Linked DNA regions of Mus musculus: all the other regions are linked to region 3. A link is a loop called in an ENCODE intact Hi-C map of the cell type or tissue named here. Cell type or tissue: left cerebral cortex. All regions are shown on one strand. Region 1 overlaps Gabrg3 (gamma-aminobutyric acid (GABA) A receptor, subunit gamma 3). Region 2 overlaps Oca2 (oculocutaneous albinism II). Region 3 overlaps Oca2 (oculocutaneous albinism II). Region 4 holds the start of Gabrg3 (gamma-aminobutyric acid (GABA) A receptor, subunit gamma 3).

Region 1 (8,000 bases), 650 kb after region 3:
TCAATCATTACAGGCTGGTGACAATGCTTTTGATTACTCTTTAGAACTTGATACTAAGATATGTTACTTCTTAGGATTCTCCTGAGTCACAGAGCATGGGGAAATCACCTTGAAGCTACATCCCTACTGTCTAGCTTTCATAGTGTTGAAAAGTGCTGTGCGTTCTACCAGAGAATAAAAGGAATCACCTGTCTTATCCAGTTATGAGCCCTAGAGGCTATACCAGTGACTAGTCTGGGAAGACATACCCACTAGTGCAATGGTGGCATAAATGTTATGGGTGTAACTAATCACTTTATGACAGGATTTAAGACTCCTTTCCATAATTTCTCCCATACCTGATAATCTTAGTGAGCCCAAGAACTTGTGACTTGCCATAGGCCATAGGGGAGAAGCCACTCTTACCCTGCTACTTGGACATGGTCTTAAACAGACTCCTACATGTATACCTATGGATACCTGTGAATCTCTTAAGCCTCATCAAAGAAGCTTCTTTCTGTAGTAGGGGATGCATAACACAGAAAACTGATCAAGGTGCATCGAATAAGGGATTATAGAGTATTCAACTTGACTAGGACATCTATATCATACCCCCTGCCCCCAAAGCTCAGGAACATTGCAGAAAAAGGGTCAATACATTTATAGGAGCCAAAGGTGGTGTATGAGTACAAGAAAATGGTATTGTTTGGATGCAGCAAGGCAGTGTGCACAAGACCTCCTCATGTTCAGGCCAGATGAAATTCCAGTATAGAGATGGGAGTGGGCAAGAGGTTCATGCCCAGCTAAAGAGTCATTTGCATTTGATAGCTACCCAGAGAAGAGTATGTCTGTTTTCTTTAAGGATAGGGGTGCTGATGGGTTGACTAAACTCCAGTGAGGGCATTTAAATATGGATAGCATAAACTGTACTTGGTAGGTTTAAGTATAAAACTATACAAAGTTGGGTGGGTAGTTGTATTAGTTATTTTTCTATTGCTGTGCTAAATAGTTCTATTTCTATTGCCAAGAACATGACAACTTTTAAAACTAAACATTTAATTGGGCTTACAGTTTTAGAGGATTAAGAGTCCATCACAGGAGAGCCCAATGGAAGCAAGCAGCAGTTATGTTGGCTGGAGCAGCAGGTTTCAGCTCACATCTCACGCATCGATCAGGAAGCATACAGAATACACTGAAAATAGCCTTCCCGCAATGTCACACTTCTTCCACTAGGGGCACACTTCCTAATCCTTCTTAAATAGCCACACCTGGGGACAAATGATTTAGATGCTACAGACATATGGGGCATCTCATTTAAATACCATAGTTGCGAACTGGGGAAGAATTAGGGAACAGAGTGCAGACGGATAATATAACCAAAAGATATCATACAAAATTCCCAGAGAACTGTTAAAAAAAAAAATGGACCTGAGACCATGATTGGTGGAACCACATTTTAACCATGCCCCAGTTATGCCTCTATTCAATCATGAAACTCACATTAGTAACCAAGAGATGAACTTAAGTTTACTGGTACCCTTTATGTTTTTGTCTTCTCAGCTTACTAGTTAAATGTCCTTCTGTCACTTTTTTACCACTATGAGTCTTTTCAGTTAGTATCCTGGAATGAGTGGCCAATCCTAACTTGGGGGGTCTGACAAAGATCGACCTTCTACCCTAAAATGTTGGTTACAATGAAGCTGAGGGTAGAAGAACATGGGAATTGGTATAGCATCCACGAAAGCTCACAACAGCTTCTGGGGCAAGCCCAAGAGCTTAGATAGCAGTAGATTCTATGTTCTATTGGGCATTACAGTTTTAGAGGATTACCTTCCACTATCATCCATGTGAAAACTGAATCACTCTCATACCTGAAAGAAAGGATGATGAAGTTAAAAAAAAAAAAAAAGCAAGTTCAGGAAATGGAGCTGACATAAATTTGAGTTTTTTTGTTTTGTTTTGTTTTGTTTTTTATTTTATTTTTTTAAATATTTTTTATTATTACGTATTTTCCTCAATTACATTTAGAATGCTATCCCAAAAGTCCCCCATAATCTCCCCCCCCCCACTTCCCTACCCACTCATTCCCATTTTTTGGCCCTGGCATTCCCCTGTACTGGGGCATATAAAGTTTGTATGTCCAATGGGCCTCTCTTTCCAGTGATGGCTGACTAGGCCATCTTTTGATACATATGCAGCTAGAGTCAAGAGCTCCGGGGTACTGGTTAGTTCATATTGTTGTTGCACCTACAGAGTTGCAAATCTCTTTAGCTCCTTGGATACTTTCTCTAGCTCCTCCATTGGGGGCCCTGTGCTCCATCCAATAGCTGACTGTGAGCATCTACTTATGTGTTTGCTAGGCCCCGGCCTAGTCTCACAAGAGACAGCTATATCAGGGTCCTTTCAGCAAAATCTTGCTAGTGTATGCAATGGTGTCATCGTTTGGAGGCTAATTATGGGATGGATCTCTGGATATGGCAGTCTCTAGATGGTCCATCCTTTTGTCTCAGCTCCAAATTTTGTCTCTGTAAGTCCTTCCATGGGTGATTGTTTCCAATTCTAAGAAGGGGCAAAGTGTCCACACTTTGATCTTTGTTCTTCTTCAGTTTCATGTGTTTTGCAAATTGTATCTTATATCTCGGGTATACTAAGTTTCTGGGCTAATATCCACTTATCAGTGAGTACATATCATTTGAGTTCTTTGTGATTGTGTTACCTCACTCAGGATGATGCCTTCCAGGTCCATCCATTTGCCTAGGAATTTCATAAATTCATTCTTTTTAATAGCTGAGTAGTACTCCATTGAGTTTTAAAGAGATGATTCACCCTAAAAGAGAATAGGCCTGTAGGCCTAAAAAGAATCTTCATTTAGAAAAGGAGCTTCAAATCTTAGGAACAACGTGTGTGTGTGTGTGTGTGTGTGTGTGTTTTCCCATGTGCACGCACACCTTTAGTAAAGTAAAGACTTTCAGAAGATAAAGTCTACAACACATGCCTTAGCCCAGCCTAGCCTATATGCCAAAGGACTGAGATAGGCAATAATTTAGATAGGGCCATCAACTTACCTTGAAGTTGCAAGGTGGAGAACCTGGGCTTGATTTTGCCACCAGGCCTAAAAACCCTGCTACTACAGACAGCTTATATGTATATTTTTGAAGATTTTATTTATTTTTAATTTTTAAATTTTTTTATTAATTTTTATGTGCATGAGTATTTTGGCTGCATGTAAATCTGTATACCATGTGCATGTGTGATATACACAGAGACCATAAGAGGGCCTTGAATTCCCTAGAACGGTAGTTATAGATAGTTATAAGCCTACATGTGGATGCTGGGAACTGAATTTGGGTTCTGTGGAAAAGTAGCCAGTACAGTCTCTTATTTTTAATCTTTAAACATTTTCTTAATATATGAGTAGTGTACCTACATGATTTCCCCTCCCTCTTCTGCCTCTAATTCCTTCCACAACCTGCTGGGCTCATTTGATGTTGCTCAAAGGTGTTTATAATTGACCTTTGGGATTGGCTAACCTTATCAGGGGACTCATTCCCCAGAGGACAGATTCTCCCTCTCTCAGCAGCAGCAGTTTACTGTAGTTCTTTAGGTAGGGGTGAAGCCCTGTGAGAATTACTCCACCCAAACTGGCATACCAACCTGTGCTGTCACTCTTTTATGTTTTATTTAGGCAACCGTACTGTCAAGATTCCCTGGGTGTGGCTTCCTTTTTATGTACAGAAGACAGTATACCACAAAGGGCATCTAATCCTGGTCCCCTGGCACTTACAATCGTCCCACACTGTCTTCCATCCTGTTCCCTAAGTCTTATCTGTACCTGTGGGGCTTGTAGATATATCTATTATGACCACATGGTCACTTATTCTCTGCCTGGTGTCAAGCTGTGGCTTTGGAATGCTCTCCATCTGCTGCATGAATGGAAACGTAGGCAGGAACTCAAGCTGGAACTTGGAAGCAGGAAGTAAGGCAGAGGCCATCGAGGACTGCTTCTTACTGGCTTGCTCCCTATGGCTTTCTCAGCATGCTATTTTATACAAGCCAAAAGTACCTAGGTGTTACCACCCACAGTGGGCAGGACCATCCCATATCAATCAGGAAATGCTCCACAGTCTTACTTACAGGCCAATCCTATGAAGGCAATTCCTCAGTTGAGGTTCTCTCTTCTCTAACTTGTGCCAAATTCACAGAATATCAATTAGCATACAGTCTGTTTAGTTTGGACCCCACACACAGCAATGCTCTATTGAAGGCTGCCCAAATAAACTCAACAGCTTCTTGGATAAATTTGTTTCCACAGATTCCCTCAGCCACAGGGGTTAACTCAATTTGCCTGTCCTAGTCAAGGTTGCTTCAGTTGTCACATTGATATTAGCTCCTCTGCAGTGTCCCATGGTATTGACCAGGGCATTTGACCTGAAAATGCTCCATGCCCAGCTCCTGAGGCAAGATTGCAGGTTCCCCTAGCAAGGGCAAAGTTAGTACTCAAGAAACACCCAGCAGGTTGAAGAATAGAAGTAGATTAAGTAATGAAAAAGAAACAGGAGAAAGAGTACTAACAACAGCAACAAGAAAAGAATCCAGCATATACATACAAATATATACACATACATATACACATGCATATATATGTATATATATACATATACATACATATACACATATATACATATATGGATGAGGAAGGGGAAGAGGAGGAAATAGGAGGGGCACATTTGAAATAAGTGTGTGTGATTTCAACTGGGGAAACTTTCCAGTTTAAAAAAAGATGTTCAGATAATTTTGGCGTGACTTCTCCAGCTTACATAACTTTCTGCTTTGAATCTGTCTTACAGAAAATGTCTGTCTGAAAGTAGCTTCGATAAAGATGCATGAAAATAGAAGCTATCTATTAACCACTCCCTGAAACACACATTCTTTCCTATCCACATCCATAGAAAGCTTAAAAAGGCATTGAGATGGCCATGCATACACTTAATGCATGGAAGCACATGCATTTTGTGTGTGTGTGTGTGTGTGTGTGTGTGTGTGTGTGTGTGTGTGTATTTTTAAGCATGGGGGTGGATTTCAAATGCTTCTTTCCTCAGCTTGAAGGAAGAATTTGTAAAGCCCTGACTAATGAGTAATGGTATTGTTTACCCTACCATTTACATGCTTAATTTCATGACTTGTAAAAATGAAGAATTAATAGATTTACCTCAACTAATTAAATAAAGTTATGAATCTTTGCAAGAAACATTCAAGTCTGACTAAAACTGAATAAAGTGCCCAAAGAAACCAGAGCAGGGGGAATAATAACAAAGAATAAAAAAGATACATAAAAAAATGTAGGTTATCCTGCCAAGCTAGCTAAAGAGAGAGGAAAACGGGGTGGGGTCACAGCTGCTGGAGCTGAAACCCCCAGGTAACCAAATTTCTTTCAGTTTTTACTGGTTTGGGTCACCTTGGCCTGACACCTTAGGTATCACCTTTGCAATGATGGGTATGCCTCAGGCCAGATAGCTTCTGCACACTAAGGAAGGAAAGAAGCAAGGGCCACCAAGACTTCTTCCTATGAGGTGCACCTCTTTTGTTGTTGTTGCAATTATTGTATGCATTTTTATTAACAGAACACAACATTTGGCCACACCATCTAATTCTTCCCAGTTTCCCCCAACTGGAAAGCAAAGATTTGAAATACACGAGCCTATGTGGGCATTCTCATCTAAACTATGACACTATCACTCCGTAATTAAAACCCCACATTTTTCCTATTACCCCACCAGGTAACTTGTATTCTGCTTTCCACCTCTCAATTGCTCTTCCACTGTCCCACACTGGCAATGCCGACTTTTACATTCCTAGTTTCTACAATTCCACCAGGCTCTAGTTTCACAAACTCTCTGGCAATATGGAACTAGGAGCGTCAGATGAAAGAGAACATGTGATGCTATCATTCTGGATTACTAATACCATACAATATTATCTTTACTAATTCTACCCTTTACATGCTAATATTATGATTCAGTTTTTCTTCCTACTGAATACTATTCACAGTGTACATGTACCATATTTTCATTATCAATTCATCAGCAGTAGGACATTTAGGTAGTGTGTATTTCCTAGCTAGTGTGAGTAGAACATCCATAAACATGAATGAGCAAGTATCTGTAGAGTCAGAAGTCAAGTCCTTTGGGCGTGTTTCAAAGAAAGGTATAGGTGGACATGTGGTAGATTCACTTTTGCTTTTTGAGAATTCTCTATAATGACTTCTATAGAGGCTGCACCAGTTTTCAGTCCCACCAACAAAGGGATTTCCCCCCTCAGCCTTTCCCCCTCCTCCCCTTCTGTGTTTGTTTTTAGTTGTTCCATAGATCTTTGACATTCTGATTGGGATAAGATAAAATCTCAAGGTTGCTTTGATTTACATTTACACTAGGATTAATTAACATACTTTGAGGTATCTCTTGACTACTTTTTTTTTTTGTCTTATTTTGTGAATTCTGTGTTCAGGTCTCAGACCACCTTTTAAAAATGGGTAAACTCTGTGTATGTGTGTGTGTGTATTTCTATTTTATCAATGTATATTTGGCAAAGACTCTTTTCTATGGGCTTCTTCTTTACCCAATTGATTGTTTATTTAGCTGTATGTAAGCATTTTAGTATTATAAAGTCCTACTTGTCAATTGCTGAACTTATTTCTCAGATGAGAATGCAGTCTTATTCAGGAAGTCCTTTCCCACACCTATATCATGTAGGGCTGTCTAGGTTTTCTTCTAGTAGTTTCAGTGTTTCAGGGTTAGGTCTTTGATCCATCTGGAGTTAGTTTTGTATAAGGTGGTGAGATATGGGTCAAATTTTATTCTTCTGAATGTGGGCATCCAGTTTTCCCAGCACCATTTGTTGAAGATGCTTTCCTTTGTCTTTATGGTTTAGCATCTTTGTCAAATAATAAGTGGCTGAAGTTACATACTACGGACTTCGATTTAGTTGTACTGGTCTATAGGTTTGCTTTGTGCCTGCATCATATTGGTTTTTTTTTTTTTATTACAGTTTCTCTTTAACATATTTTGAGACCTGGGAACTTAGTTCTTCCTGCACTGTGATTTTTGCTCAGGATTGTTTGGTCTAACCAGGGTCTTATGTGGTTCCACATGAATTTTAGGATAGTTTTTTTTTCTAGTTCTATGAAGAATGAAATATATGCTTTGATTGTGATTACACTGAATCTGCAAATAGCTTTTGGTAAAATGACCATTTTTTTCACATTATTAATTCTACCAATCCGTGAGAATGAGATATCTTTCTATTTTCTAGTGCCTTTATCTATCTCTTTCTTCAGATGTTTAAAGCTTTCATTATAGGTATCCTTCTCTTTCTTGTTCAGGTTTAGTCCTAGATATTTTATTTTTCTTTGAGACTATTGTGACTGGGAGTGTGTCCATGAGTTCTTTCTCTATTTGTTATTGATGCACAGAAAAGTGATTGGTTTGCACAATTGATTTTGTTTCTTGTCACACTGCTGGATTTGTTCATCATTTATAGGTATTTTTGGAAACTCCCATATAGTCTGCAAATAGGGTTGCAGTGTCTTCTTTTCCTGTTTCTGTCCCTTTGCTTTCTTTCTCTGGCCCTCTCGCTCCAGCCAGTGCATCAAGCACAGGGTTGAAAAGGAGTAGGGGTAGTGGCCATCCCTTTCTCATTCTTGACATCAGTGGGGTGGTGCTGAGCTTGTCTCCACTTAGAATGGTGTTGGCTGTGGTTTTTTCATGTAGAGCTTTTATTGTGTTGAGCTATGATCCCTCTGTCTCTATCTTCTCTAGGGCTTTTTATCATGAAAACATGCCAGTTTTTAACAAAGGCTCTTCCTGCATGCATTGAAATAATCATGTGTCTTTTGGTTTTAAGTTCATTTATTTGGTTTATTACATTTATTTCTATTGTATGCTGAACCATCCCTGTATTCCAGAGATAAAGCCAACTTGGTCATGATGGGTAATCTTTTGATACATGTCTGTATTCTGTTTTAA
Region 2 (8,000 bases), 170 kb after region 3:
CCTCTGAAAGAACATTTCTTCCTGCTTGCAGTAAAATGGGAAGACTGAAGATTGCCAGTGGGGAGACAGGACTGGAGACAGGACTGAAGCCAGGGCATTCGGGAATGGGGGTGGATGTCTCAGAGGCGTGGAGAATGGGCAGGGGTTGATGTGGTATCAAGTGAGCTAGATTTCCTGAAAACAAACATCAGTAAGTCAAGGAGTAAAGAAGTCACAGCTGCATTCAAATGTAGGAGTTCTCTAGGAGGAGAAAAGTAGTCTGACTTTGTGTTACATTTAGCACTGGGAGACAGACTGCCAGATGCCAGGGTAGCTGTGGCATGGGTCAAAAGAGAGAAGCAATCGAAAACTCCTAGAATGGAGACAATGATATGTGGGGCTTGAGATGGTCTTGAGAGCAGGCAGTTGAATAATTTTGTGTGCTCTAGGAGGGAGAGGGAGAGGAAGAAGATAAAGAGAAAGAGGAGGAGGAGGAATGTAATACGGTATACTGTTAGTTATGACTTGTGGTTGTGAGCCATTCAAATTCTAACCTAATTAGCTTGAGAAGATGGTAAGCAGACCAGAAGATTTGCCAGCTCTGAATGGCCTGTCTAGCTAGGCCTTGTCAGTAGTATGAACCCTGTTTTGACCTTGTCCTTCTCTGGTAACCATGCTTAGGCCAGGGGCAGGGCTTCTTACGTATAGCAGGGAACAGTCCCTATAGCTCCAAGGAAGACCTGAAAGTGTTCTCTGGAAGGGCTTTGTCTGGCCCAAGGAGGACAGGTGTTTACTCTTGACTGGCCTTAACTATCTCTGGGTTTAGTATCCATCACTGAGTGTTGTTACCATGGCAGCACATTCAAAATACAAAACAGGATATCTCCTATGAAAAGACCGGGGTGGGGGTGGGGTGAAAATAATGTGTTCATTACATATATTGAAGGGATGCAGGGGCGGGAACAAAAGAGGTATTTTAGAATTCCTAGTCTACAAGTCAGTCATATGGTTCCTCAGGTACTACCACCATGTCTAGCTTTTAAGATCTGTCTTCCTGTAACTCCTTCCATGGGTGTTTTGTTCCCCCTTGTAAGAAAGATCAGAGTTACAGAGACGAAGTGTGGAGCAGAGACTGAAGAAATGACCATCTAGAGACTGCCCCACCTGGGGATCCATCCTATATACAATCACCAAGTCCAGACTTTTGTGGATATCAACAAGAGCTTGCTGACAGGAGCCTGATATAGCTGTCTCCTGAGAGGCTTTACCAGTGTCTGACAAATACAGAGGTGGATGCTCTCAGCCATCTTTGGTCTGAGCACTGGGTCCCCAATGGAGGAACTAGAGAAAGTACCTAAGGAGCTGAAGGGGTTTGCAGCCCCATAGGAGGAACAAAAATATGAACTAACCAGTACCCCCAGAGCGTGTGTCTCTAGCTGCATATGTAGCAGAGGATGACTTAGTCGGACATCAATGAGAGGAGAGGCCCTTGGTCCTATGAAGGCTCTAAGCCTCAGTATAGGGGAATGCCAGGGCCAGGAAGCAGAAGTGAGTGGGTTGCTGAGCAGGGGGAGGGGGGAGGTGGTAGGGGATTTTCAGAGGGGAAACTAGGAAAGGGTATAACATTTGAAATGTAAATAAAGAAAATATCTAATAAAAATGTAATTAAAAAAATCTGCCTTCCTTGAATGTTATGGAAAGTAATGGCTTCATTCCTATTACCTGGTCTTCCTCCAGGGAAAACCTTCCATTTCCCACCAGAGTAGGAATAAGTTATTTTTAATGTGTGGCGTTTTTGTACATGTTTTGTTTCAGTCTGTTTTGTTGACATTTTTAATAGCCTATGCTATGTCTGTATTTCTGTGTCTAGCTCAGCATCTCTCATCTGTATTGATTACTATCTACTGTCTGTCTATCTATCTATCTATCTATCTATCTATCAATCATCTATCTACCTACCTACCTATCATCTATCTATAATTTATTATCTAAGCAAACTACTATTATCTGAGTACCTATTACTATATATTTATCTCTATATAGTAATATATGGCATTATAGATAACATATAGTATTGTTTGTTTGTTTATTTATTTATTGTCTGTTATTTACTTATTATGTCTGTTTTATTTAATTTTTATCTCTCTACACATACCTGACTTTCTTTTATTCCCCATAATCATCTATCTAACACATACTCTAATGGCATCACTTTTGTTACAGGCCCTTTGGCTTCACGTTTACTTTTATATCAGTGGGGGCTTCTTGTCCATGAGACCCTGGCCCTTGTTTTTGGGACCTGCCTTCCTAAGGTGAACTGATGATTCCCTAGGCTGCTTCATGTATTCTGCCCTGGCAGCTGTGTGACTAATCTTAAGGATAACTTAGCTAGCAGACCAGAGCAACCATTTTCTGACTGCCTAGTCACAGGAAACTCCCAACACTCTCAGGTTGCTGGAGAATCCAGAATTTTCTTTTACTTATGCCTAAGAGAACTAGCCCTTTTTCTAATGTGCATAGTCAAGTGCTATCAGCCTCTCCTAGGTACTGTGCGTACAGTCCAACATTTCCCCAGACCCAGTAGAGAAATCTAACTCTGAGAAGACATCTTTCAGTCCTTACATCCACAAACTTGTGAATGGATAGTTTTTATAACATTGTTTTTGCGATGTTACATTCATTTTGAACAGCAGTGATGTTTATCAGCCTGAGCTTGTCTGGGTCACCTGAGCATCGATCTAAATGTTCTTATGAGCACTTTGAGATCTACCGAGAATAGCTGAGTGTTTGGGAAGTGGTTTTCTATGTGAATCCTTTCTGTTTCTTCCACAAATGTTCTGTAAGGTTCCAAGCATAGAAGTGACAGGCTCCTGGAATGTGACACTATCCTCAGGTAGCTGCCATGGTCCAGACCAGGACGACTGAGGAGACACTGGTATCTGACCAGCCTGGTCCAGTTAGAGTGGAGAAGATCAGCACTGAGGACTCACTCCCCGTGAGTGTTTGTTAGAGAATCAGGATCACCCAGAGAGTATGTCTGAGATGATGGTGGAGAGCAAAAAACAGGAGTGTTGCAGTGCCACCAGGACAGGAAGTAATGTCCTGGACTTTGTTTTACCTAGATTCAGGTCCATCTTCTATTCTACCACTCACAAGAGCAGCATGAAAAACGTGAAAAACAGAAAATTATAAAGCCAGCCCAACAAAATCTCTGTTGAGTTATAGGATTTACCCTGAGAATGCCTTGTGCTATATATACCGTTTTATCAAATGTCCTTACAGAAAATCTGTCGGTTTAAAAAAAAAATCAAAAACACGAATGGAAATTCATTTTAGAAATGCAAATCTATATTTTTAACAGATGATTCACTTTTCCCTAATTAAAGCAAGGATATGATTGTGCCTGTCTTAAATGTCTCTATATTTAGTTTTCTACATTTTTAATATCATGCCAGTTTTCCACGGTTTAAAACAAAACACCCTTTCTTTCTTGCAGTAAAATAGCTTGATCTCTACTGTTTTGTGACCTGGACGTTACAATTAAATTTACAGCATCTTCATAGTTTTCTTTGTATTTTTTCCCATTAGTGACTCACGGAAATAATAAAGAATATAGGACCTGAGAATCCAATTTCCACATGTGAGATTTCTCTAGCATGATAATTTCTCTCCTTTGTTCTCTCAGCTTCTGGAGAATAGCATTATCTTCTGGAGTTTTGTTTTTTTTTTTTCCCTTATACTAAATTTTGGCTTTCTAGACACTGGGATTTTACTCCAAAATTCACGTAAAGAATATGAGAATTTTTATAAAATAAATATTTTTTACTAATCGTTGAGAATTTCATACAATGTATTTTGATCATATTCATTAACCCATCCCAGATCACTCCTGGATCCCACTGTCCAACTGCCTCTTTTTTTTTTTTAATTTAATAATCCACTGAGTCTGGTTTGCTATGCCCATGTATGTATGTGTGTGGGGCCATCTGCTGGAGTGTGGCAGACCTACCAGGAGCCACACCCTTAAAAACTAACTCTCCCTCCCTTAGATGCCATCAGCTATCAAAAGCATTTCTGTTAGAGGTGGGAGGGTGGGGGAGGCTTTTGAGCTTCAGGCTAGAATTAATTAGCTTGATTAATTAATTAGCTGATTAATTAATTACTTGACTAGCTTGATTTTGTACAGGTCTTATGCAGATGACCACAGCTCCTCTTAGTCTGTGTGAGCAGTGGCCCAGTTATGTCCAGAAGACACTGGGTTGCTCTGGTGGTATGAAGGAAGTCATACAGGGTCAGAGGGTCTGGAGACTTCTACTCTGTCCACGTTTGGTACTCATGAGGTGTGGGAAGAGAGGCAGGAGATGGGAGTTTCCAGGCCTCTCACCTGTCTGGACTGGATATTCATGGCGTAATGGAAGTGTGAAGAGAGTAAGCAGGCCTGGGGATTCCTTACCTGTCCAAACCAGATGCAGAGGGGTCAGGGATCTTTAATGTTTTTTAAAAACTACATTTCCCCCTATCATCCTTTAAAATAAAACTTCCTCTGAGAAATAGTCAACATTGATCATTTACAGTCAATATATGCATGTCTCTCTGTGTATATATTGTTTCAAAATACTGAAAATGAGAACCATTCTGTATGCTGCTCTGTACCTTATTTTATTAAAATTTAGTCATACAGCTCAAGGACAGTCCCTGTGAGCATGCATGTAATTTGCCCACTCTTTAGTGGTTCACTGTATTCAGCTGTGGTAGGTCAACAGGAGTGTGTTTCCTAGTGTCTTTGTGTACATGACATTGGCACACACACACACATCTCTGGAATACAGACTATGAAGCAAAATTGGTAGTTATCCATTTTGTTGCTTCCAGGTTTCCCAGCAAATGACTTTCGTGTGCTCCTCACCGCATGACATAACAGGATACTTTCAGCAAAACTATGAATTTTGAATATTTATTTTTTAAAAAAGATTAATTTATTTTATGTGTATACTTTTAATTTTTTTCTAATTTGGTGTAGAAAATTATCTGGGAGGGATGATTTGTAGCCACCCAGCCACAGTGTACAAGTACTGTCTGTAACAGTCTCCAGAAAGACATTCTAGAGAAGCCTTCAGACTGATGCTGTGTCAAATGTTTTATTAAAAAATTATTCCATGATAAGCTGCATTTTAGAGTAAATGGTTATATTTAGTCCTACAGGACTTCTATCTTAGTGAACTTACTATTCATTCCAAGTCCGGAATATACTTTTCTTCTTTTAAAATTGTCAAAACACGTACCTCCAAAGACACAGACAAAACTCTTCTTTTTATGAAGAATTGTGTGCTGTGATGACTCCCTCAGTTCTATGCCCACTCAGTAGGTCCTGTTTCTCTTAACACGACAGATCTGATGACTAACACACTAGCACCACAGCCTCCCTAAGGCCTCCCCCCAAAGCTCACCCTAGTGGGCTTTCAGTCACCCAGGCCAGCCAGTCTGAAGTTGCTTCCCCCAAGGCACCTCACCACCGCTGTACTCTTCTCCAGTAGACAGAAACTGTAGAAAATAGTCTTAAATATTCAGATCTCAACATTTCTTAAAACAGGAGGAAGGAAGATAAAGAGCCATGAGGTGTAAAGGTCATTAAAGCTCATTAAAGGGAAGTACTTCATCTTCATGCAAAGCTTTCCAACCAGGAGAAAATATCCATCACATCTGTAATTACAGCGAGGCCTAATGGGACATTGAAATTCACGGGGCGCTCCAAGGAGACTTCAGTTACATATTTCACACTCTCAAAATTAGGAACAATCTTTGCAAAGTATTGATGAGGGGTTAGGAAGTGTGGGGAGCGGGTGTGGCGGCAGTCCCAAAGGCGCCAGGGACTGCAGCTAAGTCATATGACTTGCACCTTCTTGAGTGCTGCGCAGGTGTACCAGGATACAGGTGAATCCAATTTGGTGGAGATTTGCCCCTGCTGCCCTGATTAGCTGAAGCCTCGTGACTGGTGAGGGGGCGTGGCCTGCGGTGCGTGGATGAGAGAGAGTATAAAAGGAGTGAGAGGCCCAGGGTCGGGGGAGATATAAAAACAAGGGCGCGATATATAAACAAGGGCGCGATATATAAACAAGGGAGATATAAACAGGGGAGATAAAAACAAGGGAGATATAAAAACAAGGGAGATATAAAAACAAGGGCGATATAAAAACAAGGGCGCGATATATAAACAAGGGAGATATAAACAGGGGAGATATAAACAAGGGAGATATAAAAACAAGGGAGATATAAACAAGGGAGATATAAAGAAAGAAGAAACAGGACTGAATAAATGTGTGCAGAAGGATCCTGTAGCAGCGTCGTTCTTCCTGGCCAGTTGAGCGCGCGCAACACATGGCGGGAAAACTGCCCCTGCACGTGTGCAGATTATGTTTACCACTTAGAACACAGCTGTCAGGGCCATCTTATAATGGCAAATGTGAGGGCGGCTCCTCACAAGGAAGGAGCCTGGTTGGTGGCCCAGTGTCTGAGAGATCTCGGGGGTCCAGGCGTGTGTGTGTGTGTGTGTGTGTGTGTGTGTGTGTGTGTGTGTGTGTGTGTGTGCATGTGTGCTTCTCTTTCTGACAATTGCCACAAAGCCCAGGAATACACTGGTCCTACTTTCCTAAAGAAAGATAACCTTTCCACAACTTTTCCAAGACTCTGAAACAACATTAAGTTAGTTGTCTTCTTTTAGTGATTGTCTTATGTACTTAACAAAGAAATATGGGGCCCTGAGGCTCCTCTGCTTCAGCAGGTGGAGAATTGTTGAATTGGGTTGGGGGGAGGGGTAGAAAAGCTAATGATTCCAAACAAAGTTAAACATCTGAAGATTCAGAATTTCCCAAAAAGTAGATCGCCACAAAAAAGTGAAGGAAAAAAAAATCCAAGAAACAAATCTGTGGGAGGCAGCCTGCGTTGGTAAGAGGAAGTTCATCTGATGGTATGAGGAGCAGCTGAGAAGAAAGCTGCAAAGACAGGGAGTCTGAGAGGGCTGAGGTGAGCAGATCCATGGAGGACCTCAGGGTGCAACAGAAGGTGAGGAAGAGAGGAAATGGCAATGGTTATTCAGTGAGGCAATAAACGAGGGTGTGCATCTTATTCCCAGAAAGACAGTGCACAAGCTTCTAATCCACTCCTCACCGGGCCAGTTCTACTTTATGCTCAGAACCAGCTGTCTCCCTGCTGCAAAATGCACAGCTTTCTCCTACTTCAGGGAACACACTCCCAGGCCATGGAAGGTATTCAGGACAGGAGTGTCAGAGTCAGAGAACATCAGTGGTGTATTAGGACATGTTAGTCAATCCACAGCTCCCCACCCCCAACAGCCCACACGTATCTTCTCATATCATGTGTCTTCCAGTCCTTGGACAGCAAGCTTACTCTATCCATTTAGTTTGGTGGTTCGATGGATTCTTTTATTTTTTTAATATTTTTAATAGGTATTTTCCTCATTTACATTTCCAATGCTATCCCAAAAGTCCCCCATACCCTCCCCCCCCACTCCCCTACCCACGCACTCCCACTTTTTGGCCCTGGCATTCCCCTGTACTGGGGCATATAAAGTTTGCAAGTCCAATGGGCCTCTCTTTCCAGTGATGGTCGACTAGGCCATCTTTTGATACATATGCAGCTAGAGTCAAGAGCTCCGGGGTACTGGTTAGTTCATAATGTTCCACCTATAGGGTTGCAGTTCCCTTTAGCTCCTTGGGTAATTTCTCTAGCTCCTCCATTGGGGGCCCTGTGATCCATTCAATAGCTGACTGTGATCATCCACTTCTGTGTTTGCTAGGCGCCGACAGAGTCTCACAAGAGAGAGCTCTATCTGGGTCCTTTCAGCAAAATCTTGTGTGCAATGGTGTCAGTGTTTGGAAGCTGATTATGGGATGGATCCCCGGATATGGCAGTCTCTAGATGGTTCAATGGCTTCTTTTAACAGGGAAGAAAATTCTGCCTCCCAATGGTCCTCCCTTCAATGTTGCCTTTATCCATGGGTCCTG
Region 3 (8,000 bases):
CTAAGCCTTTGCTCACATCCTTGTATTTTCTTCATTATGGGAAGGGGCGCCTCAGTTTCAGTTGGAGAGCCACTTCCCTGTGAGAACACTGGGGAGCTAGGGTTTAGGTAGATTTCCCTCCATCTCACTTCCTTGAGGAAAAAAAATCTAAGACTTTCCCTTGCTGTTTTCTGTGCCCCCTTTTCTTTCTTTTCCAAAGCACTGGCATCATCTTTGATCCCAAGACTTGGATGTTGTGCTTCCTACCACCAGGTAAGTTTGTGGCAGATGGCTAAAGTCCCTTATGGACCCGTGTAGTTGCTGGGTCATGTCTTCTGTGAGGCTCACGGAGGGAGGAGGAGAGGCAACAGAAGGGAGTTGATGGCACTTAGTGCTGTGCTGGGACATCTTGTGAGCACCAACAGTAAAACTGTGGTCACTTAGGCATCCTGCATAGTCATAGCAGTTTAGGAAGAGAATAGACATCAACAGGTATCCTGGTTTGAATATGCTTGGCCCAGGGAGTGGCACTATTTGGAGGTGTGGCCTTGTTGGAGAAGGTGTCACTGTGGGGATGGGCTTAAATACCCTCAACCCAGCTGTCTGGAAGTGAGGATTCTGCTATCAGCCTTCAGATGAAGATGTAGAACTCTCAGCTCCTCTTGCACTATGCCTGCTTGGATGCTGCTATGTTCTGGCCTTGATGATAATGGACTGAATCTTGGATCCTGTAAGCCAGCCCCAATTAAATGCTATCCTTATAAGAGTTGTCTTGGTCATGGTATCTGTTCACAGCAGCAAAACCCTAACTAAGACAACAGGTAAAGCCTTCTTACCCTCCTTCCACAATGTGACACAAAGCCCTTCATGGAAAGCCATGTGTGCTAGTCTCTACCAAGGAGTCTACAGCCTATCTTGCCCAATTGCCCATGATTTTTTCACAACACAGATGACAAGGAGCTCTAGTTGTTATTTCCTGGGTTCTTGCACATTTAGAGGGCAGGGGTGCTGGAGAATTTAGGACTGCTCATGGGAGGTTGATTCTTGCTTCATAAGGGCTCCTTAGGTCAAATCCAGTGTAACCACAGATGTCCCATGGCTCCTGTCTGCAGATACTAGGCTCTAAATGCACAGTGAAGGTTTCTGAAAGCTGCTGGCCTGTAGCCTCTTGGGCCTTAACCAAGTGAGGAGGTGGGTGCCAACTTGGTTTTTGTGTGCTGCAGAGGATGTACTCATACTTTCTACAGAATGCAGCTCTGCTAGAGTTGATAAAGGGGCTCTAATAGCAGGTTAATTATTTCCAGCAAGAAATCACTCCAATACCCATAGATAGATAGATAGATAAATAAATAAATAAATAAATAAATAAATAAATAAATAAATAAATAAATCTCTTTAGTGAGTGGTTGACTCTAGCCCCTAGCTCAAGGATCCTTTACCCTGAATTCAAATCTTACAGATTTGAGCTATCACTTTGCACTCTTAAATACACTTTCATGTGTAGGTTGCTTTTAGGTTCCTGTCCCCAAGTTACAATTACATCAATTAAATGTTTTTACAGGGACAAAAACAGTAAGTTCTAGTCATTTTGGACAAATGGGGGATTTACAGAGTAGAGAGATTGTTGGCCCAGCTGTTAACCAGGGTCATTTAGCCTGCCTGGAGAATTACATTCTACCTGATAAGGGGCCCAGAGCTTAATAAATAGCTGTTATTCAGGGTCATCTCTGAACGGACAGAGCATGCTCATAGACACTAGTTTGTCATTTTTAATTACTTCTTTCCTGCTTAAGGTCTAGGATGTTGGCAAGGTATGACTGTGATGTTGGGATCTTAGCACTTGGGAAGCTGAGGTAGGGGGATTATAACGTCAAGATGAAAATCTGCTGCATGCTGAGGCCCTGTCTTAGAACACCAAAACAAAGAAACAGGCAGGCAAGGTGTGTGGGGTGGAGTGGGGTTCCGACCTTTGAGGGCAGTTCTTAGAGAATTAAGCAGAGCCTGGGTGTTCTCCTCTCGTGACCTCTGCTAGCCTTCCTGGCTAAAGCCAGAGACATGGCATGCATGCTGCGTCAGGAAAGGCTCTTGGATAAAGAGCCACTGGCCCTCAGTTGGGGAAGAGCAAGGCTGTATCTTCCTTGTGAACATCTGCGTCCTGTGAACATCCTTGTAGCAGTCAGGCTGTGTCAGCTCAGTAATTGCAGGGTTTATTTTAGAAACCTATAATTGCAGGCACCTGAAGTTCTTTGTTCCTGAATTGTTCCCTATGCTTGTTATGGGAGAGGATGGCAAGGCTCCCAGGCCATTATGTAAAGGAGCAGAGGCCACTGACCCTTTACCCACTGGTTACTAGATTTGATACCCCATTTTCCTCCCCCCTTCCCTTCTTTTTCAACACCTCACCCTTTCTTTTTCCTCTTCTCTCTTTCCACCCTTCTTCACACCTTGAGCCGGAGAGCAAGCAGTGTATATAGAGGAGTAAAAACAGTTTCTCCCATTGTCCTTTTAGCTCCAAATAGGACCCCATAAATTAGACTAACAAAACACAGAACAAATACACACACACACACACACACACACACACACACACACACTCACAAACATACACATATATGTATGTATACATATAGCTATATATATGTATTTGTAAAACAAGAATTATTTTAAGGATTGGCTCACATAACTGTGAACGCCAAGAAGTCCACTTATGAGTAGAAGTGGAATTCAAAAGGCCTGGGTGTTTGGGGTCTGATGGTGTGTGTTTCAGTCTGAGGCTGAAGACCTGAGCCTAGAGGAGGAGATGAAGATCTGTGTTGTGAGTGAGTGAGTAAGCTTCCTCCCTTGGGGATCATTTTCATCTGGATTCAGTGGGTTGGATGATCCCTACTGTGCTGGGGAGAGCACTCAGCTTACTCCAGTCCCCAGTTCAAATGTTAATCTTTTTCAGAAACACTCTCACAGGCATACACTGTAACTATCATTAAGCAAATACCTGGGACTCTTCTAACAGGCAAATTGACCCTCAAAGTAACTAAGGCAAAGGAAGAAGGAATCCTTAGGTGTTGTAAGGGGGAGGACCGCTTGCAGGCCAAGGACAAGACTAAAATTAAGGCCCAGTCCAAAAAGAGGGTCAAAGCTTGACTAACCAGGGATCCTAGGCCTGGCAACACCGAGCCTAATGTTTGATGGCTTTATAGTAAAGTGAAAGCCAAGCCTTTAGGTGTCAGTAAAGGCCTCCTTTTGTGACTGTCCTCTGCCCCACAGCAGAACATTGTCTGCTCTTCTAAAGTGTCTTCTCACGTCTTCCTCCTCCTCGCTACAAGTCTAGATCTTGACACCGGGACAGCCAGCAGCGGAGTGGAGGAGGAAGTCCCTGTCCTCAGAGGAAGAATGAGAAGTGAGGAGACGCAGGCCAACAGGACCTCTGAGGATGAGTTTTAGAGCACTCTGGGGATGCTGAGTTAGGTCTTGAATGACAGGTAACGCATAGATTTAGGCAAATGGGCCAGGCAGGAAGGGTGTGGCTGGTGGATCAGAAAACAGAGGCATCTTTTCATGCTCTTGTATGTCTGGAATTCTGGTTTAGATCCAGAGTTGATTCCATAAGCAAATGTTTATCTGGCAGTGATGTACTGTTTATGGGTATCTAATGATTTGAAAATCCACTGTTGTCCAGAAAAGTTAAAGAAAGAAAAGAAAAGAAAAGAAAAGAAAGGAAAAGGAGAGAGAGAGAGAGAGACAGAGAGAGAGAGAGAGAGAGACAGAGAGAGAAAGAGAAAGAGAGAAATAAAGAAGAAAGAAATCCCTTTGCTTGAAGAGCTATACCTGTTAGGGAGAAAATCTAAGAGAAGTGTCAACCACTGTGAATAAGCGTGCATGACAGCAGAGTACAGCAGAACACAGGATGGAGTGGTAGAACTCCGGTAGAGACCCAGGCCTTTGGCTGTGTTTCAGAGAGGGCAAAGTGTATAGTGAAGTTCTGCACAAGAGAGGCTTCCCTGAAGATGGGTGTTCCTGAGCAGTGCGAGACAGCGACTGTATTACCATCACACTATGGTTGGAAGCCTTGGGTTAAAGAGAATTGAGGGGTAGGGCTCAACCTCAAGGCTTCTGTTTGCAGAGCGTGGACACTCCTGCACAATGTGGAACTTCAAGTTGGGCTTGGCGCCCTGGGCATGCACTGGGAAAAGGAAAGGTGGCTACATCTGTAGGGCTTATGTGCCTTAGGTTTTTGAATTGTCCATTTGAATGGCTAGCAGTCAGGTGATGTAATTTACCTAGTCATCCCCCTATTAGTGCTTTTAGACCCCTGCAAAGACTCACGAGCTGGTTTGGGAGGTTGTGGAATTTTTAGGAGGTGTGACCTACTATAAGAAGGGGTTCAGTGTAGAGGGCCTTGAGGGTTACAGCCCAGTCTCTCTTTCAGAATAATCTCACTACAATGGAGACACCCTCACCATGAAGGACTAGATTTTCTCAAACTGATAGCCAGAACAAATTTTTGAGCTCTCCAGTTTGTTCTTGTCAAGTGTTAGTTCATAGGTAGGAGAAGAATAAGGACAAAGGCTTTGTTTTACTTTGCTGTTGATAAATCCACGAGTACTGGGGTGAGAAGCCTGCTGCAATTCTGAGATTTACCTCAAGGTGGCACTGTTCTACTTTCTGCTGTCTTCATGGCCATTACACTCTTCTTTCTGTTAACTTATTTCTCTTCTCTTCGTGAGTTCCCTTCACGAAGGACCAGGACACGAAACGTCTCAGTCTGGCAAAGCAACAGGGTCTCTCAGACTTTTTTTTCTTTGTAAATTCTGTTCCATGTGTAATTTTCATTTTCCATTTGTACCTTCTATACCCAAGTATCAAGCCGTGTAGGATAGCTGTAACACAGATCACAAGGCCTACCAAGCATTTCCTTTACTAAGATTCTTTGTACAACTTTTAAAAACAGCATAGTTTGAAGATTAAAGAAAACAATAAAAAAGAGTCATTTACTAACTGGCTTCCCCAACACTCAAAAGAAAACCCTTAGATACTCTGCCCCCAATAAGCCCAGTGAATTTCTAGGGACTGAAGTCAGAACAAAGGGACTGGCCACTGGAACATCCTGGACCCAGCAAGCTCTTTCTGAAGTCTTTGGAGATCTGGGTCAAAATGCCTAGGGTAGCCATCCTGGGCAATCTATGATTGCACTTACACACTTATGCAGTCCATGACACTAGGACCTAACAGCAGAGGTAGGAAGTTCTGAGAGTCTAGATACAGCTTATTGCGTCCCGCTCGACCGGCAAGAAAGACGCAACAAACCAGAATCTTCCGCGGCAAAAGCTTTATTGCTTGCTTCTCAGGAAGATTCTGAACCGGGAAAATGGCGCTGCTTTTATAACCCGCAGCGTGACGTTTCAGCACCTGATATGGCGTGACAGCTCCCGATTCGTTGCTTGCCCATCACCCCACTATTACACCCCGAGAATGGGAGTGACTAGGAGTGAATTCACTCTTGCACCTGCGTGCAAGGCTTGTTTACTAGTTAGGCACAGCGGAGGCCCGCGCCATCTTATAATGGCGATTGCTCGCGGCACACCCGGCTCTCCTCAGAGATTACTGGCGGCACACATGCGATTGCTCGCAGCACGTACCGGCTTTCCACAACAGCTGAGGAGTATGCTCCCATGTTTGTGCAACACACAGGCAGGGATGTAGGAGCTGAGGAGAAGGACACTGTGCAGTGCCCACTGTCATGGGAAGAACTGGGAATTCGGAGGGGCTTCTTTTCCTCATAGGCCCTGCCTGACCGAGAGCTTGACCTTCAACATGCATTGCTGTGGACACCATTATTTTTTGCCAGTTTCAGAATGCTTTTTTTTTTTTTTTAGACAGGGTTTCTATGTATAGCCCTAGCTGTCCTGGAACTCACTCTGTAGACCAGGCTGGCCTCGAATTCAGAAATCCGTCTGCCTCTGCCTCCCAAGTGCTGGGATTAAAGGCGTGCGCCACCATGCCCGGCTTCAGAATGCTTTTAATTCCCATCGTGATTTCTCACCTGATAATCAGGAGTTTGATATCCTATAACTTGGATGTAGGTATGGGTTGGTTCATTCATGGGGGTTCCTGACCTTTGATGGGCCCATGAACTTGGATGGGAATTTTATGCCAGCTGTACATAGTGTATGCAGGAAGACAGTCGTGAATACTAGGTACATATCATCCAGAACTCAAGCAATAGTCACTCAACATAGAGCCAATTGTCTGTGTAGTAGTGAAGGGCTGCAGTGGTAAGCAGGCCAAGTATAGGGATTGGATCAAATGGCTGGATGTACATTGCTTTGTGAGCTTTCCTAGGTGTGTGTGTCTCAGTGGTGTGTGTGTGTGTGTGTGTGTGTGTGATTGTGGAATGGTCGGTGTTCCTTTCTTGTCCTGTGGTTCACCTTGATGCACCTTCAGCTGTGAACCTCAGTGGTCACGCGGACTCCATGATACTTCAGCTGGACCTGGCAGGGGCCTTAATGGCTGGAGGACCAAGTGGTTCCGGGAAAGAAGAACATGTCGTGGTGGTGGTGACCCAGACAGACGCAGCGGGCAACAGACGGCGGCGACCACAGCAGGTTATTACTTCCACATCATTTGAAAGAAATTGTAAAATCTCATTACATCCTATTATAAATTGAGTTTCCTACTGAATGGATTTGATGGAAGCCAACGGCAGTAACTCCATTATTAGTGAAGTCATTGATACTTATCTTTTGCTTTGCCATTGAAATTCTTTTTCCATGCCATTACAGTCAAGTTGCACTTGCAAGTTCTTCATGCAGTAATGAAAAAAAATATTACTAGCTTATTGAAGGGAAGTGTTATGGACTTCAGCAGTTTTTGTTGTAAAATGCAAGGCGGTTAGAGACTCATTGGACAGCTCAGAGCACAGGTGCATCCCACAGCTACATTGTGTTGTTGGCATTTGCCAAGCACATTGGTTCCTGAGCTCTGTGTCTGTAGGCCCTGTGCAGAGTCCCACCTTCAGCTTCCATTCTTCAAATGCACCCGGGCACAGGAGGAAAACCAGCAGTAGTCAGAGCCTGGGCATCAAAGCTTGTCCCTGGAACCTCACCTGTCCCCAAGTGGTGCCAGTGACTCCACTGGATACCCACAGGAACTCTTGCATGGAAGGTATGTCCTGTGCTCAGGGGTTTTCCCTAGTGTAACCAACCAACAGAAAGAAACCCTATTTGAACAAGGCTGTACCCCTTACATTTTCCTGATCTGTAGATCGTGGTCTACAGGGCAAAAGTCGAATTATACCCAGCGATGATAATTGTCAATGGCCGGTATTAACCAACATAGTAAACTATAGAATGATCTTAAGACAGAAACTCTGTTCCCAGTCAAGGAACATAGACTGTTGCAGTGAGAGAGGGAGTCGTAATGTGTCTACCCTGTGCCTGTTGATTCTTGTGTAGAAGACAGTGGGGTATATCCCAATGCCTCTAATATTATATACAGTTAGAATTTTTTAATTGGCATGTGTATATATACTTACTTGGTAGAGTATAATAGTTTGACACCAGCATATAATGTATAATAATCAGGTCAGAGTAATGGGCATTGTTAGTAAAGGACACTGCCATTGAGAAGCCTCAAAGAGCTTTCTCATGTATGAGGTTCTCTGCAGAGGCCTATTTGAGAACCCTTGTGTCCAATCCTTCCCTCTGTGGGGGAGACTCCTGTCCTCTCACTGGAAGTTTCTCTCTGGTCCTCCAGACTGCTGGCTCAGAGATGGTTTGTCTGCAGCAGCTGCTGTTCCAGTTTAACTCTGTGTGTGTGTGTGGGGGGGGGGGGGCTGCTGCAACACAGCATGCTGGGGTTTCTTGGAGGCAGGTTTCTGCCTCCTGGCTGTAAGCAGGAAGCAACTCTAAGGAATCATTTTTTTTTTTTTTTGGAGGTTTCCTGAGAGGACTAAAAGAGCCCAGAACTCAAATAATTCCACTAACTTGTGATTTATTTTACTCATAAATCAGTTGGCATTCCTC
Region 4 (8,000 bases), 1.1 Mb after region 3:
AGGGCAGGTGGGAGTGCTGGGGATGAAGGCAGGGAAAGCAGGCCTGTTCTCTACCTCTCCTCCATGAAACCCCAGCTCTATCGTTGGCACAGGATGCCACAGTGGTCCCTTTTCCCCAGCTGCCAGCACTGTGCCTCTCCCAATCCAGAAGATGAACCCTTGCCCTACGCAGTGCCCTGAGAAAAGCTAATCTCACCTCAGGGGACCCACAAGCAGGTGGATGAAATGGGATTTCCTTTCTCTTCAAAATTCTACATGGGGCTATATATAACCTTCTGAGCACTCTGCGGCTCAGATTGCTGGATCCTAAACAGCATTGCTGCAATTAGCTTTTCCTTAAAAATAAAACAAACACATGCTCACTCCCCAGACAGTATCTTCAATCCTTACACCTTCTCATCATCAGAATGGCAGAGACAACATTCAAAGGTGTTTTCAGTATCAAAAAGAACTCCTGAACCCCCCAAATCAGTAACCATTGAAAGGAAGCACTGCATTTTCCTGTGCAATAAGCTCAGCCATGAGTGTCAGGGGCACCCCCTGTTGTAGGCAGGCACCCCCCACTGCAAAACCACAGAGCATCCTGTCGGAACTTATCTACAAGGGAACCATACCAGCTAGGCATCTTGAATGCTGAAGAGAATCCTCTAAAAACTAAAAAATAGATTGAAAGATGGATGGACCATTCAATTATTTACATGTTTGTAAAAACCCGTTTTTAAAAAAAATAGTAACCTCCTCAAAAGTGAGACATATAGCAATAAATACAAAATGGGTTCTTTTTAAACTGAGTTACAATCATAATTACCAAGACTGAAAACTCAATAGAGTGCATATTACATTAGTATGTGCACCTTGGCTGGAAAGGAAAGATGAAGAATCCTTGGAGATTGTGTGTCTTTGGGAATCTTCAGAAACCAGAGTGCTCCATCTTCTCTGGGAACATACATAATGATGAGGGAAACAGGCAGCTTTCCTTCCAGAACCGCAACTATAAATCTAAATAACTGACTGAACCCTGAACTGCAAGCTAGGTTTTTGAGTTGATGGCTATGGCAAGGGACTGGGTGATGGGACTGTAGCTTTCCTGATGCTTCTGGTGGTATCTGCCTCTAAACTAAGATTCCTCCAGGCACAATCTCCTTCAAAAGACACTTTCCACTGCACTTTCTAACTCCCTCCCTGGAGAGAAGAAACTTTGGTGGAGAGGCCTCGGATCCTCTGCTTCCTGAATGACTGTTCAAGTCTCCAGTGTCAATTCAGGAAAAACAAGTCCTGGCCGGTGGGGCAGGACTTTATTTATGGTTGCAGTAAGAATTTGGGAAGCCCTCTCTCATAGTTTGGGGGGGGGGGTTATTAGGCTGTCGTCCGAGTTCCAGTATTTCACAAATGTGAATGAAATAAAAGCCTGTGACAGCTATAGGACCTGTGACCCTCAGGGATAGCTCCTTTCTAATTTGCTTTCTAAGCCAGGGAATTGAGAAATGTCAAAACAAGTGTGTTCTGGGAATGGGGTGTCCTCCAATTCCTAGGGTGACAGTTGGGGAGACAACCAGGAATTTCCAAAACTCAGGTTAGTTCTGCAGGAGCTAATCAGAGCACCAATCTAGGAGGTGGAATTAAACCATGTCAGCATCTCTAGTTGTGTTTATGGCAACAGGCTTTAACCCTTCTGGTGCCACTGTCCTTCTTCTGAGCCCTTCTCTGTCTGCGGGGTGAATCTTCTGTTAGCTGACTGGTGCTGGTTTGGGGTATTCACAGTGAGATAATTTCTTACAGCTTCAAGAAGCTTCCATGTGAACCGCAACCTGATTCTTTAATAGAGATGGGGTGCTTGTGTGTGCTGCTGTAGGACCTGGAGAAGAAGCAGGGCTCTTCCTGACCACCTGCCCCAGCCCCCTCCACTTTCCTCCTGCAAATTACCTCTTCTGTAATCTATATAGGGTGGTTGAGAAAACAGAATTCCTGGGTCCGGAGGTTTCTTTTCAGTGCTGGAACATATAGAGTGTTAACCAATGCATGTCAGAAAGCCCTTGGATAACTGATGAGAAAGATAAGGCTACTGCCTCATCATTTTGATTTCCCAAGTCCCTTGAAACCACCACATCCTATAATCACCCAAACAGTCCCCACACAAACCGGCTTGCAGAGGGCTGTGGCGGCCTTGGAGCTGAGGTCTGGACCTGGGGGAGACCTACAGGTGAGGAGGTGAGGTGCGGGAACCTTCCCTCTTCTGCAGCCCAGTGGACGGCGCGCACCTGGGACTGGCGGCCGGCAGACGGCGCCCCCCGCCGCCCTTCCGCCCCCGCCGGCCTCTTGGAAACGCCTGGGAGCCACTTACCGAGCATGCAAGCCCGAGAACAGGCAGAGGAGAAGCAGCAGCTTTGCAGCCATGGCTCTCCGGGAGCGGGTCCGAGGCCTCTGCAGGGCTTGGTCTCTACTTGCTCCGGCGCCTACTAGACTCCCACGGGCTGCAGCGCCCAGGGTTCTGCGGACTGGGAGGGACAGGTGTCTGCTCCGAGCGCCGCGTCCCCGACGGTCCGGCTCTGCGGGGCGCACACGAGCTGGGGTGCGTCCGCTCTCGGGAGCGATCAGCACGGGGAAGGGGGGGCAGCAGGTGGCCGGGCACCCTCCTCCCGCAGCCCGAGCCCCCCACCTCCCGGGCCGGCTCGGGGCTCTGCGCTGGGGCAGCTGCGCTCCGAAGCGTGGCGGGAGGTCGCGGTTGCCTCGGTGGTGCCCGCCGGCCGCGGCGGGGAGGAGTTTCCCCAATTAACACGCTTGGCAATGCCAGGCGAAGGCAGCGAGGTTTGAATGGACTCGGAGTTGGGAGGTCGGGAAGGGGGCGGGGCTGGTGGGTGGGAAGGAGAGCTTGGGGATCCCGCAAGGAGGCGCAGAAGGGGCCTGGGGACTGGCCCGTGTCATCGATGGAGTCATGGGCACTGGTAGTTTTACTGCAGCGCACCCACCCTGCTTGTCCCCTGTGCCGTGTGCCTTCTCTTAGGGACGCCATTGCAAGTAAGTGAGATGGTTTGCCAAAAGGCGATCTTCTCTAGGGTGGTGCTTGCTTACCTGAACTCCCCCTGGTGCTCATAACTGTGGCTTGCTGGGGAAGTCCCAACAATGTCCCCTTTTCGCAGAAAAGAGAGACTAAAACACTATCAGTAATTAGTAGAAGTGAAATGTTTAAGGCCAGAGAGAAGGCACCGGAGCCAGAAAGCAAAGGACCCTGTTGGATGGGACTGACGTTATTTTCATGTTCCAAACTGAAATTGCTTGTTTTTATTTGTAGGATCGTTTAGAAAGCTAATCTTTTGGCATGCAAACATTAACTTCAACACAAATAGGAATTTTACTTCCATAATTAAAAAAAAAAAAACCTTAGAAATATATTTTCAACTACTAATCATAGACACGACAGTTTCGTTAATACTGGATGCTATAAAGTACTTCCCTTGCAGCCAATTTGCCACCATCATTATAAGTAGCTATGCCTGCTTGCAGGAATGCATCAAGTTTGGGCCTGTGGATTGCTGGCTTTCTTTCACAGAAGGAGGGGTTGGGAAGGTCATTGGATCCTCACCTGATGTCTAAACACTTCTCCCAGTCATTTCTTTGCAATTTTGCCCCCCATTGCCAATAGTCTGTGTCTAGGGGAAGGAGGTACTAGAACACATAGGCTTGGAAAAACTAGAGCAAGGAGATGAAGAGACCATTAATCATGTTAAGTGAAGTTGTTTTGTGAGCACCCAAGATCCTGTCAGCAACCTCTTACCTCTGTAGGGTATGGCCAATAAACTCCAGGTCCACAGGCTAAACTGTGTGGGGGTGAACACTGTTTTGTTGTTAGGGCCCAGGAGGAGGGTGTTGACAATGCTCCTATCTCCCCAAGAGAAGGGATTTTAGAAACACTGACAGTAAGCTTTTTCATAAAATACAGAGAGAAGCAGGTTGAAGCTCTTGGGAATTCCCTCCCTTGTCTCTAGATTCTCAGGTTAAGAATCGTAAGCCTGCTGGAGGCTGGAGGCTTTTCTTGATAATAGCATTGCTTTTAACTAAGGATTGTGCTATCTTGGTTAATCCCAGGCCACTGCCTTCTTCCTGTGTCACCCAGCTCACCCCAATCAGGACATTTTTTTATCACCCCTCTTTACCTGCACTTATATAAGTCTGAATGCCTATGTCCCATGGAGATTCCTAACAGCCAACACCTACCTTCCTTCTTGAAGTTTCTATCAAACTCTCCTTCATCTCTAATTTCTGTACCATACAAAGGAACCCTTCAGAATCTAGTCAAAGGATGGTGCACAAGCATCCTGAGTCTCTAAACAAATGCAATCATGACTCAAATTTTCACTCCAAGGACTGGTTTCTAGGATCGCTGGGAATGCTAAATCTGTTACAGAACACGTGTTAAGATTTTCATAGACCTCTGGTATGGTTTAAGCCATCTCTAGATTATTTGTAATGTCTACTATGTATAAATGTCATGTAAGTAGTTGTTATGGTTGTTTATGGAATAAGAGAAATGCCTGTCTGGTAGTGATATGCTTTTTAAAGACAATATTTGTATTCAAGTGTGTTTGAACCCAAAGAAGCAGAATTCATAGTTACAGGAGAGCCACCTGCCTGTCATCACCACCTAAGTTTAAAAGATATTCTGTAAGAAAACTAAAAAGTAAATGTAGCAGTCTTTCATGCTTGCATTTTTGACATAGTTACAGGAACATAGGTAAAAATAATGTCAGGCATGGTTCCATGGGAGGAGCCAAGAGTCAGTGTGGTTGATTCATTCAAATTTTCACAGAATAATCCCACTGCATAAGTAGAGAAGAGTCCCAGGAGGTTAAATACCACCCCCAAGGCTAAGATCTGCATAATCACCCTTAGTCGCTGTGTCCATTGTCCTTAGAACACGAAGCAGGGCAGACACTCATTGAGTCTTCCTGTTATGCTATATTCTCATCAGTTTTTTTCAGAACATGAGTTGTTTACAATCTATTATACAGTACGGACAGACTGGCATTTGGATGGCTCTGTAAAATGTCAGCATAATGAGAGGTGTCCTGGGATTATATGTGTCTGTATTTATCACAACCTGTCAGTGGAATAGATGTGAGACCTGTGTACAGCCCCATGCTGGCAGGGTTTATTCTTTTCTTTGCTGCATAGGTTTGATGTGCTATTATTATGAATGAGTGACACCTGACCTCTTCTGAAGTTTGGAATGCTTTGCTCCACTTATTGGACACAATGGGCCAGCTTTACAGAGCTGAATATTTTACTGTAGAAAGCCTCCATGGTACAGCCTGGGGAAAAAATATTTTATGCTAAATGAGTCAGGAGGGATGAGGTATTCAAAGCAAGCTTTCTGAACATAAGTAGGAAAGCAAACTGCAAGGTCAAGAATCTTCAGAGCACCAGCTGTTAGCCTTTGATTTTCCTCCGTTGCCTAAACTGACCGGGCTGGGGTGCTTTGCTGAGCACGCACACTGCACCGTATACCCTCGCTGCTGGCCAGCTTCCTATCTTCGGCACCTGAGAAACTTAACAGCTCCATTTGGGTGAGCAAAATTCACTTCTCTTTTCCTCTGTAGGAAAATAAACAGGAGGGGGAGTTGCAGGGGAGGGAGGCTATGCGAAGAAAAGAAAGAAAATTCTGGAAAAAAAAAACCACTGGTACTTCATACTAAGACCTAAGTAAGGCTTGTGAGTCGCTCTACAAACCTTGAGAGCCAACAAAGCACTTGTTCAGACAGCTACAATGCTTGGGGGAAGACCTGGAGGTCTGTTGCAGTTTGAGGGCTCAGCTATAGCTCCTCTAGGCAGGAGGTGTGAACGCCTGAGAAGCAGAGCTGGCTGCCTTAGCTTGGAGATCCTCTTGTGGCTTCTTGGAGAAATACCTCTCAGGATTCCCTCTGCAGCCTCACTTCACCTCTTACCAGCCCAGCGCCAGCCATACATTCTGGGTTTAAAACGAAAACCCCAGAAAGCCACATAACAAAGATGAGCAGAAGATGTGGCTTTCTGGGTTTTAGTTTTAATCAAAATCTCCCTTGCTCCAAAATTATACTTCTAAATTATGATGTTTCATGCTTCATGAGCAAATATTCAACTCAATCAAAATCTTATCTTCACTAGGAATAGTGAAGATAAGATTCACATCAGAAATGCACTAATCTTTATAGCATGCTTCTGTGGCCTTTTAACACATATTTACAATGTACGAATAAAAGTACCATCTGCCCACCATCTACATGACAGTGTCAGAGTCTACTACCACAGTATCTGAGCTCCAGAGTCACTATTCAATCTGCCACAGGGGGCTGGCTTGCCTGCTTTTGCACCTGACATTATACAACCAGAAAACATGTGAAAACATGTTCTAAATAATCTCTCGTTTAGTCTTCTGTGAGTTGTGCCTATTCTGTTGAAACAATCAGTCTTGAATTTTTTCCTTATATATAGTACTCGTTGACTATGAGAGTATTCTATTCCTTATTTACAATGATGAAGGACATTTCTGTATCTGACCTCTAGTGCAAATACATGCTCATTTTTCTTTCTTGTTTGACTAAAAAAAATCTCTAGGTCATAAAGGCATTTGTTTACCGGTAATTAAATTTTTTTCACCCGAAATGCATAAAGCAGTGTGTCCCCAGGCTACCACTTTGTGTCAGCATTTAAGAAATGTAACCTTGCTATTCTTATTTTTATAATTACAACTTTTATTGAAAATAGTTTTTTTTTCATATATTTTGACTAGAGTTCTCTCCCAACTTATCTCCCAGATCCTTCTCATCCTCCCAGTGGACAAATCCACATCCTTTATTCTCTCTTTCATTAGAATACAAACAGACATCTAAAAAGTAACAAAATAAAAACAAACAAGAATAGGACTAACAAACAAATAGAAAAAATATAAAAAATAAATATAAACAGCACAAGAAACACATACAGGCACAGAAATGCATACTTTTTCACATATCTAAAATCTTTAAAAACACAAAAGAATAAATGGATGGATGAAGAATATACAGTACACAGCTAAGCATCAGGCAGAGATCAGGGAATCCCATGGAAGATGGGGAGAAAGATTATAGGAGCCAGCACGGTCAAGAACACAGAATCAACTAGGCAGGGTTCATAGGGGCTTACAGAGAATGAAGCAACAAAGAGGACCTGCATGGATCTGTCCTAGGTACTTTCCATAAAAGTTATGGTTGGTTATGTGGAAGCTGTCTTTGACACTTGCCTGCATTTGGGACACCTTTCCTCCAACCGGGTGGTCTTGTCCAGCCTTGATATAAGGGTGTGTGCCTGGTCTTATTGTAACTTGTTATGCCATGTCCAATTGTTATCTCTAGGAAACCTACTCTTTTCTCAAGGAAAACAAAGGGCACTTGTGGTAGACACACTGGGAGGAGAGGAAGGAGAGGAAAATAGGGCCAGAATGTATTGTATGAGGGAAGAATTTTTTTTAAAGCGGTACATTTACACAATGAAATATTACTCAGCAGTTAAAAAATGAAATTGTGAAATCACAGGTAAATGAATAGAGCTAGAAAACAATTATCCTGAGTGGAGTAACCCAGACCCCAAAAGACAAATGGACAGCCACAAGAACAGAATGCCAACTTTAACAACAAAAATAATAGGAAGCAACAATTACTTTTCCTTAATATCTCTTAATATCAATGGACTCAACTCCCCAATAAAAAGACATAGACTAACAGACTGGCTACACAAACAGGACCCAACATCTTGCTGCTTATAGGAAACGTATTTGCTTATATGCGAATGTTAGCTGTAGTGGCTGGTTTTGTGTGTCAACGTGACATAAACTGGAGTTATCACAGAGAAAGGAGCTTCAGGTAAGGAAATGCCTAATGAGACCCAGATGTAAGGCATTTTCTCAATTAGTGATCAAGGGGGGAGGGCCCATTGTGGGTGGTGCCATTCCTGGGCTGTTAGTCTTGGGTTCTATAAGAGAGCAAGTTGAG

Evidence for each region. A loop is a pair of places that touch in the nucleus more often than their neighbours do. Peaks named below come from ENCODE experiments on the same cell type or tissue, not always from the same donor. Only the 100,000 strongest peaks of a DNase experiment are listed, where the experiment ranks them.
Region 1: a loop joins it to region 3, with 3.0 times the contacts of the local background. A loop is called at or near these places in 4 of 42 quality-filtered maps.
Region 2: it touches region 3 in a loop (6-fold over the local background); 12 of 42 quality-filtered maps call a loop at or near these places.
Region 4: a loop joins it to region 3, with 10 times the contacts of the local background. A loop is called at or near these places in 6 of 42 quality-filtered maps.

The regions. Positions count from the first base shown.
Region 1 is chr7:56,937,009-56,945,008 of GRCm38, forward strand. The region is part of intron 5 of Gabrg3 (gamma-aminobutyric acid (GABA) A receptor, subunit gamma 3); the gene reads right to left. Among named protein-coding and RNA genes, the nearest start is that of Gm39017, 360 kb to the right of the region's middle. In left cerebral cortex, a CTCF peak has its summit at 1,204; DNase peaks (open chromatin) are centred at 1,186, 4,401 and 4,815; H3K27ac peaks cover 695 bases.
Region 2 is chr7:56,457,073-56,465,072 of GRCm38, forward strand. The region is part of intron 23 of Oca2 (oculocutaneous albinism II); the gene reads left to right. Among named protein-coding and RNA genes, the nearest start is that of Oca2, 220 kb to the left of the region's middle. In left cerebral cortex, a CTCF peak has its summit at 3,975 (motif pointing left); DNase peaks (open chromatin) are centred at 3,094, 3,467 and 3,971; H3K27ac peaks cover 186 bases.
Region 3 is chr7:56,287,295-56,295,294 of GRCm38, forward strand. Oca2 (oculocutaneous albinism II) reads left to right here. Exons shown (of 24, transcript NM_021879.3): 7 at 6,421-6,581. Among named protein-coding and RNA genes, the nearest start is that of Oca2, 52 kb to the left of the region's middle. In left cerebral cortex, a CTCF peak has its summit at 4,616 (motif pointing right); DNase peaks (open chromatin) are centred at 4,620 and 7,752.
Region 4 is chr7:57,384,380-57,392,379 of GRCm38, forward strand. It overlaps Gabrg3 (gamma-aminobutyric acid (GABA) A receptor, subunit gamma 3), which reads right to left and starts at 2,836. Exons shown (of 10, transcript NM_008074.3): 1 at 2,342-2,836. The coding sequence starts at 2,394. Gm9962 (predicted gene 9962) reads left to right here and starts at 2,893. Exons shown (of 3, transcript NR_033504.1): 1 at 2,893-3,015. In left cerebral cortex, CTCF peaks have their summits at 2,290, 3,082 (motif pointing left) and 5,893; DNase peaks (open chromatin) are centred at 510, 1,042, 1,805, 2,331 and 5 more places; H3K4me3 peaks cover 3,478 bases; H3K27ac peaks cover 2,994 bases.